Linked DNA regions of Mus musculus: region 2 is linked to region 1. The links are chromatin loops, found by intact Hi-C in ENCODE. Cell type or tissue: heart. All regions are shown on one strand.

What was found. Hi-C counts contacts between places; a loop is a spot of excess contacts. Peaks named below come from ENCODE experiments on the same cell type or tissue, not always from the same donor. Only the 100,000 strongest peaks of a DNase experiment are listed, where the experiment ranks them.
Region 2: a loop joins it to region 1, with 2.3 times the contacts of the local background. A loop is called at or near these places in 7 of 42 quality-filtered maps.

Annotation. Positions count from the first base shown.
Region 1 is chr4:132,266,587-132,274,586 of GRCm38, forward strand. It overlaps Taf12 (TATA-box binding protein associated factor 12), which reads left to right and starts at 7,789. Exons shown (of 6, transcript NM_025579.3): 1 at 7,789-7,901. It overlaps Gm28874 (a long non-coding RNA gene), which reads left to right. Exons shown (of 2, transcript XR_390809.4): 2 at 1-522. It overlaps Rnu11 (U11 small nuclear RNA), which reads right to left and starts at 3,600; the gene lies at 3,493-3,600. In heart, CTCF peaks have their summits at 2,508 (motif pointing left) and 3,888; DNase peaks (open chromatin) are centred at 3,605, 3,895 and 7,755; H3K4me3 peaks cover 1,958 bases; H3K27ac peaks cover 2,111 bases.
Region 2 is chr4:132,421,318-132,429,317 of GRCm38, forward strand. Phactr4 (phosphatase and actin regulator 4) reads right to left here and starts at 1,129. Exons shown (of 13, transcript NM_001161797.1): 1 at 1,028-1,129. In heart, a CTCF peak has its summit at 3,644 (motif pointing left); a DNase peak (open chromatin) is centred at 1,274; H3K4me3 peaks cover 1,819 bases; H3K27ac peaks cover 3,345 bases.

The DNA.
Region 1 (8,000 bases):
TCTTCTACTTGCCTTGTCAACCTTGGACTTCCATTCACAGCTGACCATTGTTTGGGAGTTGGACTAGACTGTAAGTCACCATAACAAATTCCCTTAGAGCCGACCCATAAGTTCTGTGACACTAGAGAACTCTGATTGATACACCCATATCCAACAGGGCTTCCTTCTGCCTGGACTTGCTCTCCCTTGTTCTCCCTCCACAATACATACTTTCTCTGTGAGGGCTCGGACAGACAGGTTATATTAGTCTCGGAGGACTCCCTGGTACACAGAACTCTCAAAATAATCTGTTGCTTAAGAACTACTGCACTCTCTGTCCCTCCCTCCCCACCCCTCACAGCTTGTCCCTCCCTTCTGTATCATCCACACTTTGAGAAACCAGAATCTAGTAGCAGATGGGATGTGAATCAGAAAAGAAGGCAGAATCAGAAAGAGAGGAAGCTCTGCCAATTGATGGGGGGAAAAAAAACCCCAAAGACAAAAAACAACAGCAACAGAAAAAAAAAAAAAAGAACCCTGAGACTAATGTAGATGTAGACAGGTTAGTCACTGCCTCAGCCACCTCTGCCCCATCTGCCATGTCAACATCAAAGGAAAAAGCTGACTTCGGGCTTAGGAGGAAGGATAAGAATTGAATCCTGCTGGCACTGTGCTTATGAGTCTCTGTTTCAGCCTCAGCATCCCGGTGTAGAGAAAGGAGATGCAGGTCAGGACCACACTGGGAGGCAGAAGCAGGAGGATCTCTGTGAGCTCCAGGACAGCCAGGGCTACCCAGAGAAATCCTGTCTCAAAAGACAAAAAGAAAAGTGGTGGTGGGGATGCCAGCTGGAGCTGAGTGTGTTGGCATAAATCCTTAATCCTAGCAGATCTCTATGTTCTAGTCCAGTCTGATTTACAGGGCGAGCCTTTGGAGTGTAAGCTCCTTGAGCCTGTGACCTCCCCAACAGAAAACAAAAACAAAAAAACTCCCCATTTTCTTTTCTTCTGTTTTCCTTTGTTCTTTCACTCATGCCTTCCCTGAAACAGAGTCTCACTATACAACACTAGCTGGTACTCACAGAGATCTACCTCTGCCTCCTGAGTGCTAGGATAAAGATATCTACCATTACAGTGGTGGCCTTTAATCCCAGCACTTGGGAGGCAGATTTCTGAGTCCAAGGCTAGCCTGGTCTACAGAGTGAGTTCCGGGACAGCCAAGACTACACAGGTACTGTAGTGGCTATTCCTGGTTGTCAACTTGACTATATTTGGAATGAACTACAATCCAGAATTGGAAGGCTCACCAGTGACCCTTATCTGGAGGCTTGGAGATAGAAGTTTCTGATCTGGATCTTGGTATGGAGATCTTGAGGCAAAGTGGCTATGGATTCCAGAAGATTAAATCTCCGAGTTCATCTGGGATTAAAGGTGTGGTGGAACACACCTTTAATCTGGGCTACACTTTCTGCTGGAGACAATATAAGGACATTGGAAGATGGGAGTCTTGCTCTTGCTCCTTCGCCTGCTTGCTGTGTGGGATTGAGTACCTGCTAGGTCCTTGGACTTCCATTCACAGCTACTACTGAACCATTGTTGGGAATCAGGCTGCAGACTGTAAGTCATCAATAAATTCCTTTATTATATAGAGACTATCTATAAGTTCTGTGACTCTAGAGAACCCTGACTAATACAGGTACACAAAGAAAAACCCTGCCTGAAAAAAACAAAAACAAAGCAAAACAAAAAAAGTGCCACCACACCCAGACAGTATTAAACAATGATTTATTTATCTTTATGTGTGTTTGTCTACACTCATGTATACATACTTCATTTGTATTATGCACCAAGGAAACCAGAGGAGGTGGGAGTGCTGGGTCCTGGGAACTGAATAAGTGCTCATAACTGTGGATCCATCTCTCCAGCCCCCACATCCTTTTCTAAAGCTAACATAAGCTGGGCAAAATGGCAGTCCAGTACTTCTGAACTGTGTATCTGTAGATATGAGTAGTTATTTCAAAGACTTTTAATTATATTAATTTATTGGAGGGGTACACCATGGATGGCATATGTAGGTCAGAAGACAAGTGACAGGGTTCACCCTCTCCTTCCACCATTTGGGTTCTGAGAATAACTTCACACACACACACACACACACACACACACACACACACACAAGCAAAAATAAATCTAAGCACTCATGAGGCAGATCTCTGAATTTAAGGCCAGGCTTGGTCTACAAAGAAAAAAAAGGGCCAGCCACGATGAAACCCTGTCTCAAAAATAAACAAAAAAAAAAAAATTTTAAGGGATATGGACATATGTGAGGTATACACACCAAAATATGTAACTCCAGACATAAAGTTTTTTTAAATACTCCATATGAGATGTAGATCAAAAAGGCTGGCGAGAATATGTCTCAGCAGTTAAGAGCACTGATGGCTTTTCAAGAAGTCATGACTGAGTTCAATTCCCAGCAAACACATGGTGGCTCACAACCATCTGAATGGGCTCTGATGCCCTCTTCTGGTGTATCAGAAGACAGTGACAGTGTACTTACATAAAATAAACAAATCTTAAAAAAAGAAAAGAAAAGAAAAGAAAAGAAAAGAAAAGAAATTTATATTGAAGGAGGAAATTTCAGTCAAGTTTTATGATTCCCTTACTCTTCCAGGGAGGCATTTGGAAGTGGGATATTCCTTTTGCCTGCATAATACAATGTAACCCTCAATTTTCTAACCTGTGAAGCAGAGCCATACCCACTCCTCTTAGCAGTCAGTTGCAGGGCTAGAGAGATGGCTCATTGGTTAAGAGCACTGGCTGTTCTTTAAGAGTCCCAAATTTTATCCCAGGTACCTACAGGGTGGCTCATTACCAGTCTTCAACTGTTTTTTTTTAAAATATTTATTTATTTATTATATGTAAGTACACTGTAGCTGTCTTCAGACACTCCAGAAGAGAGAATCAGATTTCGTTACAGATGGTTGTGAGCCACCATGTGGTTGCTGGAATTTGAACTCAGGACCTTTGGAAGAGCAGTCGGCAATCTTAACCGCTGAGCCATCTCACCAGCCCTAGTCTTCAACTGTTAATCCCGGGAAATTCAAACTCAGGCACACAAGCGAATAAAACAAAAATAATTTAAATGAAAATAAATAGCTAAGGGGCTGGAGAGACAACTCAGAGCACTCAGCTACTCTTTTTTTGTTTGTTTTGTTTCTCGAGACAGGGTTTCTTTGTATAACCCTGGCTGTCCTGGAACTAACATTGAAGAGCAGGATGGCCTCGAACTCAGAAAACCACCTGCGTCTGCCTCCCAAACTCTGGGATTAAAGGCGTGGACCACCATGCCCGCCTACGACATTAACTTCTAATTCCAAAGTCCAGAAACTTAGACTTGCTAGCGATAAAAAGACTTAGAAGATCCAGATAATAACCTTAGAAGGTATTATCTACCTAACAAGAAAGTATTTGTAAAATGAACTAAAAAAGCTTCCTCCTGTAATTTAACAAATTCAAGGGCGCCGGGACCAACGATCACCAGCTGCCCAATTACCAAAAAATTATGCTTCCGAAATCTCTTGATGTCGATTCCGCACGCACAGCAATCGAGTTGCCCTGCGTGTGCCACTCACGACAGAAGCCCTTTTTGCTCGAGCGCGTTCGGAAGCACAGTGGCATTGTCGGTCCACCCATCTTACGGTAAAGGTGAAAATAAAGTCTAACCAACTTTCAACTGTATATTGTCGAAGCTAAAAGGCAAACTATCGATTCTTCTCGGGCTGAGGGAAAGCTCTTCACAAAGAGAACTGTTGTGTCGTTTTTTGTATAGCAGTAAAGGAAAGTCCGTGAGTCAATATGCAAATCAGAGCAGTGCTTGCTGGGAATGCTCTGGCCGACGCGGAGGGAGAGGTAGGCGGCGCTGGTGCAAAACAGCTGCTCCCAGCTAGAGGTGGGATGTTGGGTTCGAGGAGCCTTTCGCTAAGTTACTAGGGTTACACGGTGCCCCAACCTGTCAAAACTGATAATGTGTAATTTAGTGCCACTTGTAGCCTCCAACTTGGACGTTATGTTCTAACATATGGGTGCTAGGAACCGAATTCAGGTCTCTGACAGGGACACACAGGAGACGGTCTGTAAAAGCAAAGAACGGAGTAAATTTATCATCAAAGACCTAGATTCTAGGTGATGGGGAGGGATTAAAAAAAGCTGACACGCGCTCTGTGTTCATATGGCGGGGCGATTTATTCTGAATTTCAATGAAATCAGATAGTTTTAAAAATAAACCGCCGGGCGTGGTGGCGCACGCCTTTAATCCCAGCACTCGGGAGGTAGAGGCAGGTGGATCTCTGAGTTGGAGGCCAGCCTGGTCTACAGAGTGAGTTCCAGGACAGCCAGGGCTATACAGAGAAACCCTGTCTCGAAAAACCAAAATAAATAAATTAATTAATTAAAATAAACCGAGTGTGATGGCTCATGCCTGTAAATCAGGAGGCTGACACAGGAGCATTACAGCAAGTTGAGTTCCAAGCCAGCCTTGGCTACATGACACCCCACTTCAACAAAAGCCAAAACACTGAACCGAGTATAATGGCACATGTAATCTTACATGGGAGGCTGCTACAGGATGACTCTGTCTTCTGGTCGGCCTGGGTTTCTGGAGGAATCTGCATCAAAGGACAAAGCACGCCCCCAAAAAGAATGGTAGATTTGTGTGACTTAGGCCCTGAGTTAAGCGATCACCATCTTGGGGCGTTCAGTTGAGCCTACCTGCAAAGGATCATCCCAGTTTGTTGACTGTGTATACCCTCTCAAAGAGGTGGGTGGGGTGGGTAGTCAGAAAACTCACTGAATAGCCAGCTGCTCTAGAATGAACAAGCTATCACGTGGGACTATTAATTGTCGGTGGTATCCAAGAAAGGTTATAGCATGTAAAACAGTAGGGGAGGGTGCTCTATTCATGCACTATAGAAGATTCGTCCAGGCTAAAAATGTGTTTGAAGGTGCAGATTTGGGGGGGACAAATTAACCATACCCCTGTTTAACCCTTCACTTGCTATGTAAATAAGCCACATAAACTAACTGGCTGCCCAGAGTGAACTGTGGTGGGATCATGCCTCAGGTTGCAGCTGGGACTGCAAATGTAGACTTTATGTCTCCTCCAAGGAAGGAAGTTTAGCAAGGGTTTCATCAGGTAGCGCAGGCTGAACTTGAGTGCCTGCTGCTTCAGCCTCCAGAGTGCTTTGGTTTTATATATATATATATATATATATATATATACTATAGCTGGCTTCAGACACACAAGAGAGCATCATGTCCTATTACAGATGGTTGTGAGCCACCATGTGGTTGCTGGGAATTGAACTCAGGATCTCTGGAAGAGCAGTCAGTGCTCTTAACCCACTTGAGCCATCCCTCCAGCTCCCAGAGTGCTTTTTAAGATTTAAAAAGTTAAAAAAAAAAAAAAAAGTGTGCATGTTAGCTCTCACTACGCTGCCTGTCTCCAGGGTCCTCTACTCTGAAAGTTGCAGAGATCCCCGTGTTCAGCTCCCAGAGCTTACTGACATCAGCCTGGCCCAGCTTTTCCTCAGGATATTGGGGACGGCATGCAGATCCTTACATTTGCACACCACGTTCCTAACGTTCCTACCCACTCGTGAGCCCTTCCCCCGCCCCTAATGTTCTTACATTAAAAAGAGTGTGTAGAAGAAGCAGATGAATACTTTTGAAACAAACAAACAAAAAAATAGACTGTTGGGCATTACACTTTAATAACGTATGGAGTTCCCTGCCCTTTATAAAGTAGGAGCTACAAAAGAAAGGAGATTCATAAATGGGAAGAGGTGTAGTTGAAACTGGTGAAGCCGGGCGTGGTGGTGCACGCCTTTAATCCCAGCACTTGGGAGGCAGAAACAGGCAGATTTCTGAGTCCGAGGCCAGCCTGGTCTACAGAGTGAGTTCCAGGACAGCCAGGGCTATTCAGAGAAACCCTGTCTGGAAACCCCAAAAAAAAAAAAAAAAAAAAAAAAAAGAAAGAAAGAAAAGAAAAGAAACTGGTGAGGAGCCCAGTGGTGCTACCCTCTGTCCATCAAGGGGCCCTTCTATAATCCAAGTGTTCATTTATCGCCACACACTTTATTTGACACATGCACCTACTGTGGAGCAGTGGCTAGCTTGAAAACCAGGCTGGCCTCAAACTCAGAAACTGACTTGCCTCTGCCTCCCGAGAGTAGGGGCCAATGGTTTGAGCCAAGATACCCATCCACCCTACCCATCCACCCAATGCTTCCTTAAATACAAATTACCATCTCAATCCTCAGTTTTCATGCCTTTCCACTGAACACTGAATAAAATCCACCCCCCATTTCCACCTGTCCCTTCCTGTCCCCTAACCAAACTTCAGCCTTACTGCTCATCTAGTCTTTTTTTTTGTTTGCTTGTTTTTTTGAGACAGGGTTTCTCTGTGTAGCCCTGGCTGTCCTGGAACTCACTCTGTAGACCAGGCTGGCCTCAAACTCAGAAATCTTGCCCATGCCTCCCAAGTGCTGGGATTAAAGGCATGAGCTAGCACTGCCTAGCGCCTGTAAACTCTTAAGGACAATGATGACTGACTTCCCCAACAGGATATACCCAGCACACAGCAAAAAACAAAAACAAAAACAAAAAAACAGTTTAGTACATCCAAGGATGCAAGCACAAAAACTGATTGGCCAAACTCTGAGAACCATGATAGAAAAATAAAGCTGGGGCTTGAGAGGTGGCTTTCTCTCGAACCTGGCAGTCTTGCAGAGGGCCTGGGTCAATGCCAGCAGTCACATGGTGGCTCACAACTATCTGTAACTTCAATTGCAAGGCTTCAGATACCCTCTTCTGACCTCTTTGTGCACCAGGAATGCACATGGTGTACATATATAAATGCAGACAAAACACTTTTCCGCATAAAATAAATCCAAAAAGAAAAATAAGGTTATAAACAGTTTGCCACTTAATGGTTAAGCCCTTGCATCCAGGATTTTGGACCAAGAGGGTGGATGAGCCTAATGGGATGAAGATACAAAGATAGAATGGATTCTTTATGGGCAGGAACCGTTGATAGCTCTGAGATGTCAGACTTCTATACACTCGTTTGCGAGATCTCTATTTTACTAAGAATCCTTGCCGGGGACTGAAACTGCCTGTTGCTTACATGCCTAGCAAAAAAAAAAAAAAAAAAAGTACTCAAATCTCAGGGCTTAGTGGTTTAACAGTTACTGTACCAGCCCGGGCTTTGGAGTAAGAATTTTCAATTCAAGTTGAGAACCTACATCCCTTAGGAATTTCACGTTTCTTCCACTATTACATGACATACTCCAAGTGAGGGACTGAACCAGTCCCTCACAGACAGCTCTCGTCCAAGTGTATGTTGACTACAGATTAACTAATAGGCACAATCAGCTTCTCTAGTCTCCAAGTTCTCGTGCTGGTTGAGAGTCCCATAGTTGGTATCTATGCAGAACTGCGGTCCCATCCTTATAGCACCACAAAGGCACCAACCAAAAATGGCGACTTGGAAGCTCTCCGAGGCCGTCGGTTACCGGTCACGCTCGTGAAAGAGATGAGTCGTAAAGAAACATCTAGGACAGGGATTCACGCCGTGGTAGGGGACGCAGAGTAGACCCACGCCACCAGCAAGCCACACAGAGCAGAAAGCCCGACCTGCCAAGCCAGGCGCTGGGCTCACAGTCCTACCACGTGTTGTAGTACCATCTGCGCCTGCGCTAGTGAGGCGCGCGCCCGGCGGCCGGAAGAGCCGCGCGTTTCCGGGTTGGAGGCGGGGAGCGGTGCCGGAAGTGCTTGGGGAGGGCCGCGCAGTCGGACCGGCTGCTGAGACGAAAGCTTCACTGGGGCAGTCTCCGCATATCATGGGGAGATAGACGCTGCTGCCTGTGAGTCTTGGGCCCTGGCAGTTGAGGACGAAGAGCGGGAGGAGGGTGTCAGGACCCAGACCCACAGCGGGTCAGTGCTGGAAGAACTAGGCTGTGGAA
Region 2 (8,000 bases), 150 kb after region 1:
ACAATTCATCGGTGTCCAGTAAATACATATTTTATCGCCTTTTTTTTTTCAACCTTTTTTTTTTTAATGCTTTCTAGAATCTACTGGGTATCTAGGTTTTTCTACAAAGCAGGTGCTTTCAGTGAGCTGAGTTTTTCTTTGTGGAGTTGTTGTTTAAAAAAAGAGAAAGGGATGTATTCTGGAGAGTCGAGGAGCAGCGTGGGAAAATGAAGTGCCGAAGACTGCAGGCAATGAATGATGTCCTGGTAATCACTCTGCTCCAATTTTCAGGTTTCCGAGGCAATGATTCGCTTGAGTTCTTTGCGGCCGCCGCCGCACCCCCCCCCCCCCCCCACACACACACACACTCCACAATCACCCAACCCCTCCATCCCAGCTGCCACACGTATCGCAGCAAATTTCCACTCTTTCTCGGTTTCCGGGATTGAGGCTCCAAGTCTCACTTCTTTTTCTTAGACTCCATCCACTGGAGGAGAAAAGCGCCTTAGCGCCTTGAGTTTTGATCCCTAGCTACCGGAGGCTGACATTTAAGAAAGAAGTTGGACAATAACTTCCAGGTTTCCACTGAAACTATGCCAGACTCCTAAGTCTCTTCTCTGCTCAGCCAGGATGCAGAGGTCTGAGGGAGGTCACTTTTGAAAGATGGACTTTGACCCGATCCAGTTACAGTAACCAGATCCCCAGGGCGCAGTCCCCAGCAGGACGTGCGGGCTCCCCTGGAGACCGCGACTCCGTGCACTGCCACAAAAGGGGGAAAAGCGGCGCAGACAAAAGGGCCCCGCGGAGGCTGGGGGGCGGAGAGCGCGAGTGTGCGCCGGCCGGCCACAGGCGGGGACACCGCCGCGGGACCGTTGTGGGAGGGCCGAGGAGGGAGGAGGCTACCGCCCGCCACGCCCTGGCTGCACTGACCGCCGCGGGCGCCGTTAACCCCCCACCCAGGCTCGGCCCGCGACCCCTAGTCGAGCCGAGCCTGCCGCTGCTGCGCGCGCGCGGGAGGTGCTCACTTTCCCAAGTTTGGGGAACTTACCCAAGTCGCCGCTGCCTCCTCGGGTTCCCCAGCACTTTCTCCCGGAAATCCTACCTGGTCTCTGGCCGCCTGGCTCCAGCCAGAGCCTTCGGCCCCAGGGGAGGGGGGGCGGAGGGAGCGGGCCGGACAGTGAGGAGGGTAGGAAGTGCCGCCGCGGAGCCTCACGGGACTTGTAGTCCACTGCAGTGGCCAGCGGTGTGGCGAGCGGGACAAAATGGCGGGAACTGCCGGCCCTCCGCTGCGAGGCGCCTGACCCCTACTCTGCCGATCTGGGCATGCGCCGCCAGAGTCCGGTGCACTGCATATAAACGGATTTGGGCACCTTGCCCAGTTCTGAGCAAGGGGAAGGTCTCGGGACTTGGGAGGACACGTTCGGGAACAGACTCTCCCGGCGATGCCCAAGAAAGGATGTGTGTGTTGTGCTCTACAAAAGAAGTCCAGTTTGTTTCAAACTATTGATAACCAGTTTTAAGTGCAAAAAACTTACAAACAAGTTACCCGCGGTGTTTTGTGAAAGTACAGAACCCAGCCTATTAAGCGCAGACATTCTACACCCCCCCCCTCCCAACTAAATTTTTTTCCCACTAACGATTACCTAGTAGAAGCCACCATCTGTTTCTAAGTGGCACTCATTCCAACCTCCAGGGCTATATCACCCTCCAGACCCCCTTCTTGCCACTGCTGGAGGATCTTTTTAAATGCCAAACCCATGGGTTACACCCATCTTAGACGGAAAAGTATACATACGATACATACAGAGGGAAACATAGAAAAACTTATACCTTTCAAATACGCAATCTATAACATTAAAAATATCAATACGCCGGGCAGTGGTGGTGCATGCCTTTAATCCCAGCATTTGGGAGGCAGAGACAGGTGGATTTCTGAGTTCGAGGCCAGCCTGGTCTACAAAGTGAGTTCCAGGACAGCCAGGGCTATATAGAGAAACCCTGTCTCAAAAAACCAAAAAAAAAAAAAAAAAAAAAAAGCAATAAATTACAACCCAGTTGTGGTGTCACACACCAGTATTCCTAAATGCTCTGGAGACAAGGGTTGGATTATTGCTGAGTTCAAAATCAGTTTGATCTACAAAGTTCCAGGCCAAGCCAACCAGAATTACATAGTGAGACCCTGTCTCAAAACAAACAAACCCAACAAAAACCAATGCAGGCCAGCCAGCTGCTGTCTGGTAATATAATAATAACAACAGTGACAACGACGATGACAACAACAACAATAATAATAATGGCTGGAGAGATGGCTCAGTGGTTAAGAACTTGCTGTTCTTTAAAGGGGCTGAGTTCTGTTCCCAGCACTATATATCAGGTAGCTCACAACTCTAACTACAGCTCCAAGGGTTGTGAACCTCTGGCTATGTGAGCACTTGCACTCATGTGCACATACTGCATGCAAATACTCACCTACACACAACTGGAATTAATAAAAAATAAATATTTAAAAAGTAACAATGTAGGCTGGTGAGATGGCTCAGCGGTTAAGAGTGCAGACTGCTCTTCCAAAGGTCCTGAGTTCAAATCTCAGCAACTACATGATGGCTCACAACCATCTGTTTAGCTACAATGTACGCATATACAATAAATAAATAAATCTTAAAAAAAAAAAGAACAAAAAGGTAAATTCAAGTCATTTGCAGGTTCCTTTTCAGCTTCAAGGAGCTCTTTCATTAATTCTCAGTGAACTCTGCTTGCCCTTCTAAAATAGATAAAATAAGATGAAAAGACAAGTTCTAGAGCAGGATTAACATAGTTGCAAAGCATATAATCAACAAAAGACCAGTATGGAATATACAACAAAACTATCTCAGTTAAAAGATAACCTGGAGAGATGGCTCAGCAGTTAAGAGCACCGACTGCTCTTCCAGAGGTCCTGAGTTCAATTCTCAGCAAGCACATGGTGACTCACAACCATCTGTAATGGGGATCCAATGCCCTCTTCTGGTGTGTCTGAAGACAGCAACAGTGTACCCACATACATGAAATAAATAAATCTTTAAAAAAAAAAAAAAAAAAAAGATAACCCAGAGACTAGGGAAGTAACTCAGTGGTAGGATGCTTGCCTTGCACACAAGATGTTCAAGGTTTAAGTCATAGTATAAATAAATAAATAAATAAATAAATAAATAAATAAATAAATGGTGTGTGTGTGTGTGTGTGTGTGTGTGTGTGTGAATTTTCAATTATTCAGGATTTCTCTGTGTGTAGCTCTGGCTATCCTTGAACTCACTCTGTAGACCAGGCTGGCCTGGAACATAAAGATTCATCTGCCCCTGTCCTAAGTGCTGGGATGAAAGCCATGTGCCAACTCTGCCCAGTGACACTCTATTTTTTTTTTACAGAAGGCTTGAATACACTTTGTAGCAAGAAAGATAAACAGTTTACAAATAATACATGAAGGGTGCTAGATATATACAAATTAAAACCAAATAAGAAGATAACCTACTAGGAGAGACCAATATGGCTACAGCCAGGGCTGAAGAAATAAATGATCTGGGGCTTAAGAGTTCTTGCTGCTCTGGCAGACCTGGGTCCTAGCACCTACAAGGCAGTGACAACCTTCTTAAACTCTTGTTGTAGGAGATCTGATGCCCTCTTCTGGCATCCATGGGCACTGCATGCATATGGTACACACACACATAGGCAAAACATTCAAACACACATAATTAAAAAAATAAACCGGGCGTGGTGGCACACGCCTTTAATCCCAGCGCTCAGGAAGCAGAGGCAGGTGGATTCCTGAGTTCGAGGCCAGCCTGGTCTACAGAGTGAGTTCCAGGATCAGCAAGGACTACACAGAGAAACCCTGTCTCGAAAAACCAAAAAAAAAAAAAAAAAAAAAGTAAATCTTATTTTTAAAAGTACTTATGCCCTGAGTTGTCCAAGGAGAGAACCGAGGCCTCCACCCTCCATATTTTCCCTGTAGCCCACATGTACTCTCCAATCAATCAATCAATCAATCAATCAATGTACTTTTTTCCTCAATACTTCCTTGTTATATTGCTGTCTCTAAAACAACAAGTCATGAATGTTAGCGTGTACCTCAACATCATCTCACGAAATTGGAGGTGTGCAGGCTGGAGAAATGATGGCTTAGTGCGGTTAAGAGCACTGACTGCTGCTCTTCCAGAGATCCTGAGTTCAATTCCCAACAACCACATGGTGGCTCACAACTATCTGTAATGGGACCTGATGCCCTCTTCTGGTGTGTCTCAAGACAGCCACAGTGTACTCACATACACAAAATAAGTAAGTAACTCAGAAAGAAAGAGAGAGAGAGAGAGAGAGAGGGAGAGAGGGAGAGAAAGGGAAAGAGGGAGAGAGAGGGAGAAAGAGAAAGAGAGAGAGAAAGGAGGAAGGAAAGAAAAAGAGAAAGAAAAAGAAAATGGAAGTGTGTACAGAAATCATGACAACTCTGGAGATGCAAAGGTGGGTTGTGGACACCAGATGGTTATGCCCTTCAGGCAACATCTATTATTAAATTGTAATTAAATGTACTGTACAAAAATGCATGGCTTGTCATACTTAAAATTGTTTTTCAGAAAAATAGTTCCTTTATTAGTGATAAATTATTTCTGTGCTGGCAAAACGAGCCAGCTCAAATAAGATTAAAATATATATAATAAACTCAGGCTTACTGGGAAACTTCTCTGAGTGGGTGAGTTCACTGGTCCCAAGGAACCAGGCCAGGAAAGTCACCATGGAGAAGGAGACATAGGAGAAGAGGAAGAGAAAGAGAAAGACACCTGCAGAGAGGGAGAGGAGAGAGAAAGACAGAGAGACCAAAATGTCTGAATTATATAGGGAGGAGGCTCTGGGGGAAAGTTCAGGTTAGAGGGTGTTGTATGCCAGAGGGATGCTGGGAGCAAGCACTTTCTCGGCCCAACCCCTCTTATCTTTTGTTTAAGGCTTTCCTGTTCTATTTGCTTCTCAGAGAAGCAGAACGGCCTCCTATAATAAGGTCTTCTTGTGTTGGGCTGTTTTGACCTTGTTTAAATGTTTTGATCTGTGCTTGTACATTTAGGGAGGAGAGTTGAATAATACTTGTTAGAAATGGTCCTTGACTTTATTTTAACTTGAAATACAGAGCTGGGGGCCGGTGAGATGGCTCAGTGGTTAAGAGCACCGACTGCTCTTCCAAAGGTCCTGAGTTCAAATCCCAGCAACCACATGGTGGCTCACAACCATTCATAACAAAAATCTGATGCCCTCTTCTGGAGTGTCTGAAGACAGCTACAGTGTACACACATATAATAAATAAATAAAATTTTAAAAAAATGAAATACAGAGCTGCATGTATCCCAAGCTGGTCTCAAAGTCACCACGTAGCTGACAATTACCTTGAACTTCCGATCCTTCTGTCTCCACAGCTCCCACCCCTAAGGCTGGGATTACAATTGAAGGCTACCAGACTGTCTTTATGTGGTGCTGAGAATTAAACCCAGGGCTTTGTACATTCGAGGCAAAACCCTCTGCCAACTGAGCTGCAGCCTCAGCCCAAGAAATGGCGTTTTGTTATCTCTGCTTTAGAGAGTACTGGGTTCTGAAAACAAAGCTTTTCTTGTCTCTCAATTAGTGGTGATCTAGAAGCAGACAAATCCCAGCGCTTGTTAAACTTTACTCTATAGATTCAGTTTTGTTAAAACAAACAAAAGAAGCCAAGCAGTGGTGGCGCATGCCTTTAATCCCAGCACTCGGGAGGCAGAGGCAGGCAGATTTCTGAGTTCGAGGCCAGCCTGGTCTACAGAGTGAGTTCCAGGACAGCCAGGGCTATACAGAGAAACCCTGTCTCAAAAAAATAAAAAGAAAGAAAGGAAGAAAGAAAGAAAGAAAGAAAGAAAGGAAGGAAGGAAGGAAGGAAGGAAGGAAGGAAGGGAGAAAGAGAGAGGGAAGGAGGGAGGGAGGGAGGGAGGGAGGGAGGGAGGAAGGAAGGAAGGAAGGAAGGAAGGAAGGAAGGAAGGAAGGAAGGAAGGAAGAAAAGAGCTGGGCAGTGGTGGCACATGCCTTTGATCCCAGTACTCAAGAGGCAGAGGCAGACAGATCTCTATAAATTTGAGGCCACTCTGTTCTACAGATAGAGTTTCAGGACAGTCAGGGCTACACTGAGAAACCTTGTCTCAAATATTTTTTCCATGTTGTTTTTGAAAAATAGAATTTATGAAGTGAAAAGTTGGCTATTATTTGTGTGTGTGTGTGTGTGTGTGTGTGTGTGTGTGTGTATTTTAAGACAGAAGCTCAGGTAGGCCAGGCTGGCCCCAATACTTGGTCAAGAATTACCTTGAACTCCACCTGTCTCAGCCTCCTGAGTGCTGGGATGACAGCTGTCATATGACAGATAACATTAACAGAGACTGTTAATGTTGCTGCCACCTGCAAGCCACAGTACTCCCTAGCAGGTTCACATATCCTGCCCTCGACCCCCTACGAGGTGGGGAAGATTTTTTAGGTCTCCGTGTCTCCGTGGACCTTTGGATTAATTGGAGAAAGTTCTTTTTGTTGTTGTTGCTGTTTTGGGTAGTTTTTTTGGGGTGGTGGTGGATTGTTTTGTCTTTAGCAATTTTCCCTTCCCCCATCACCCTGCAATCTGCCCACAAAACAATTGTAATTAGGGGTTCCTAACAGTGGGGTCTGTGACACCAGATTGGGTTTGCAACTTGTTCTCCACCCCCATGAGTAACACTCAGTTTCCTCATCCCTAAAATACATATGATAACAAACAGTAGTTCCTTCCCAGACTTGCGGTCAAGGGTGGGATCAGGGCCAAGGGAGCACAGTGCCTGACACACAGCGATCCTGCAACAAACGATAAGAGTTGTCAGGCAGAGCATTGGCTAAACAGACAGGTGGTGCCTTAGCACAGCAGATCAGCCGGCAGACCTTTAGCATCTGTTTGTACCGCTTATACCTTGTGGCCTCGGGCAAGTGTCTCAACCTCGCTGAACCTTGCATGACCTTACAGGTGGCTTAAGAGATTAATGAGGTCATCTATGTGAAGTACTGAGACAGATCCTGGCATGGAGTCGACAGATAATAAATGAGGTGACGATAGAGTGATGATTAACACAGAAATAGTTACCAAGCATAGCTACAGGTTGAACAGCACAGACTGCAAACAGGCAGGCTCTGGGGAATCATAGCCTCTGGGCATTCTTCAAATTGTTGGCCAGCTTTAAAAATAGAAATTCACACATACACTTGGTGCACAGATATATAGACAGGCAAAACACCTGTACACATAAAAGAATAATATTTTTTAAATAAAAATTCATCTGGGTGCAGATGTGTTCACTTTTTTTTTTTAAAGATTTATTTATTATTATATGTAAGTACACTATAGCTGTCTTCAGACACACCAGAAGAGGGAGTCAGATCTTGTTACGGATGGTTATGAGCCACCATGTGGTTGCTGGGATTTGAACTCTGGACCTTCGGAAGAGCAATCGGGTGCTCTTACCCACTGAGCCATCTCACCAGCCCCCAGATGTGTTCACTTGTAATCCCCAACCTATGTGGAAGGTTGACACAGAAAGGTTGTTAGTTTGAAACCAGTCTGGGCTACATGGGTAGCATGCCCCTCTCAGAAACAAAGCAAACCAGAAGGCAATCTGTATGGAGTAGATTACCTGTAATCCCAGGACCCCAAAGGGAGGAGAAGGAGGGTAGAAAGGATACGGCCAAAGGGCTAGGATTTAGTTCAAGGGCAGCCTGCTGCTTGGCGGGCAGAACACCCTAGGCTCAAAGCCCAATACCACAAAGGGGTAGAGGGCTGGGCTTTAGCTCAGTTGGTAGAGTGCATAAAACCCAGCCTTCACATTCTAGCACTTGAGTAGTGGAGGCAGCGGATCAATTGAATGTCATCCTCTGCTACATGGCCAATCCTTAGTTAGCCTAGAGTTAGGAGGACCTGTGAAATCCATCAGCCGAAGCCACATAATGAGAACCTGTGTCTCAAAACAGAA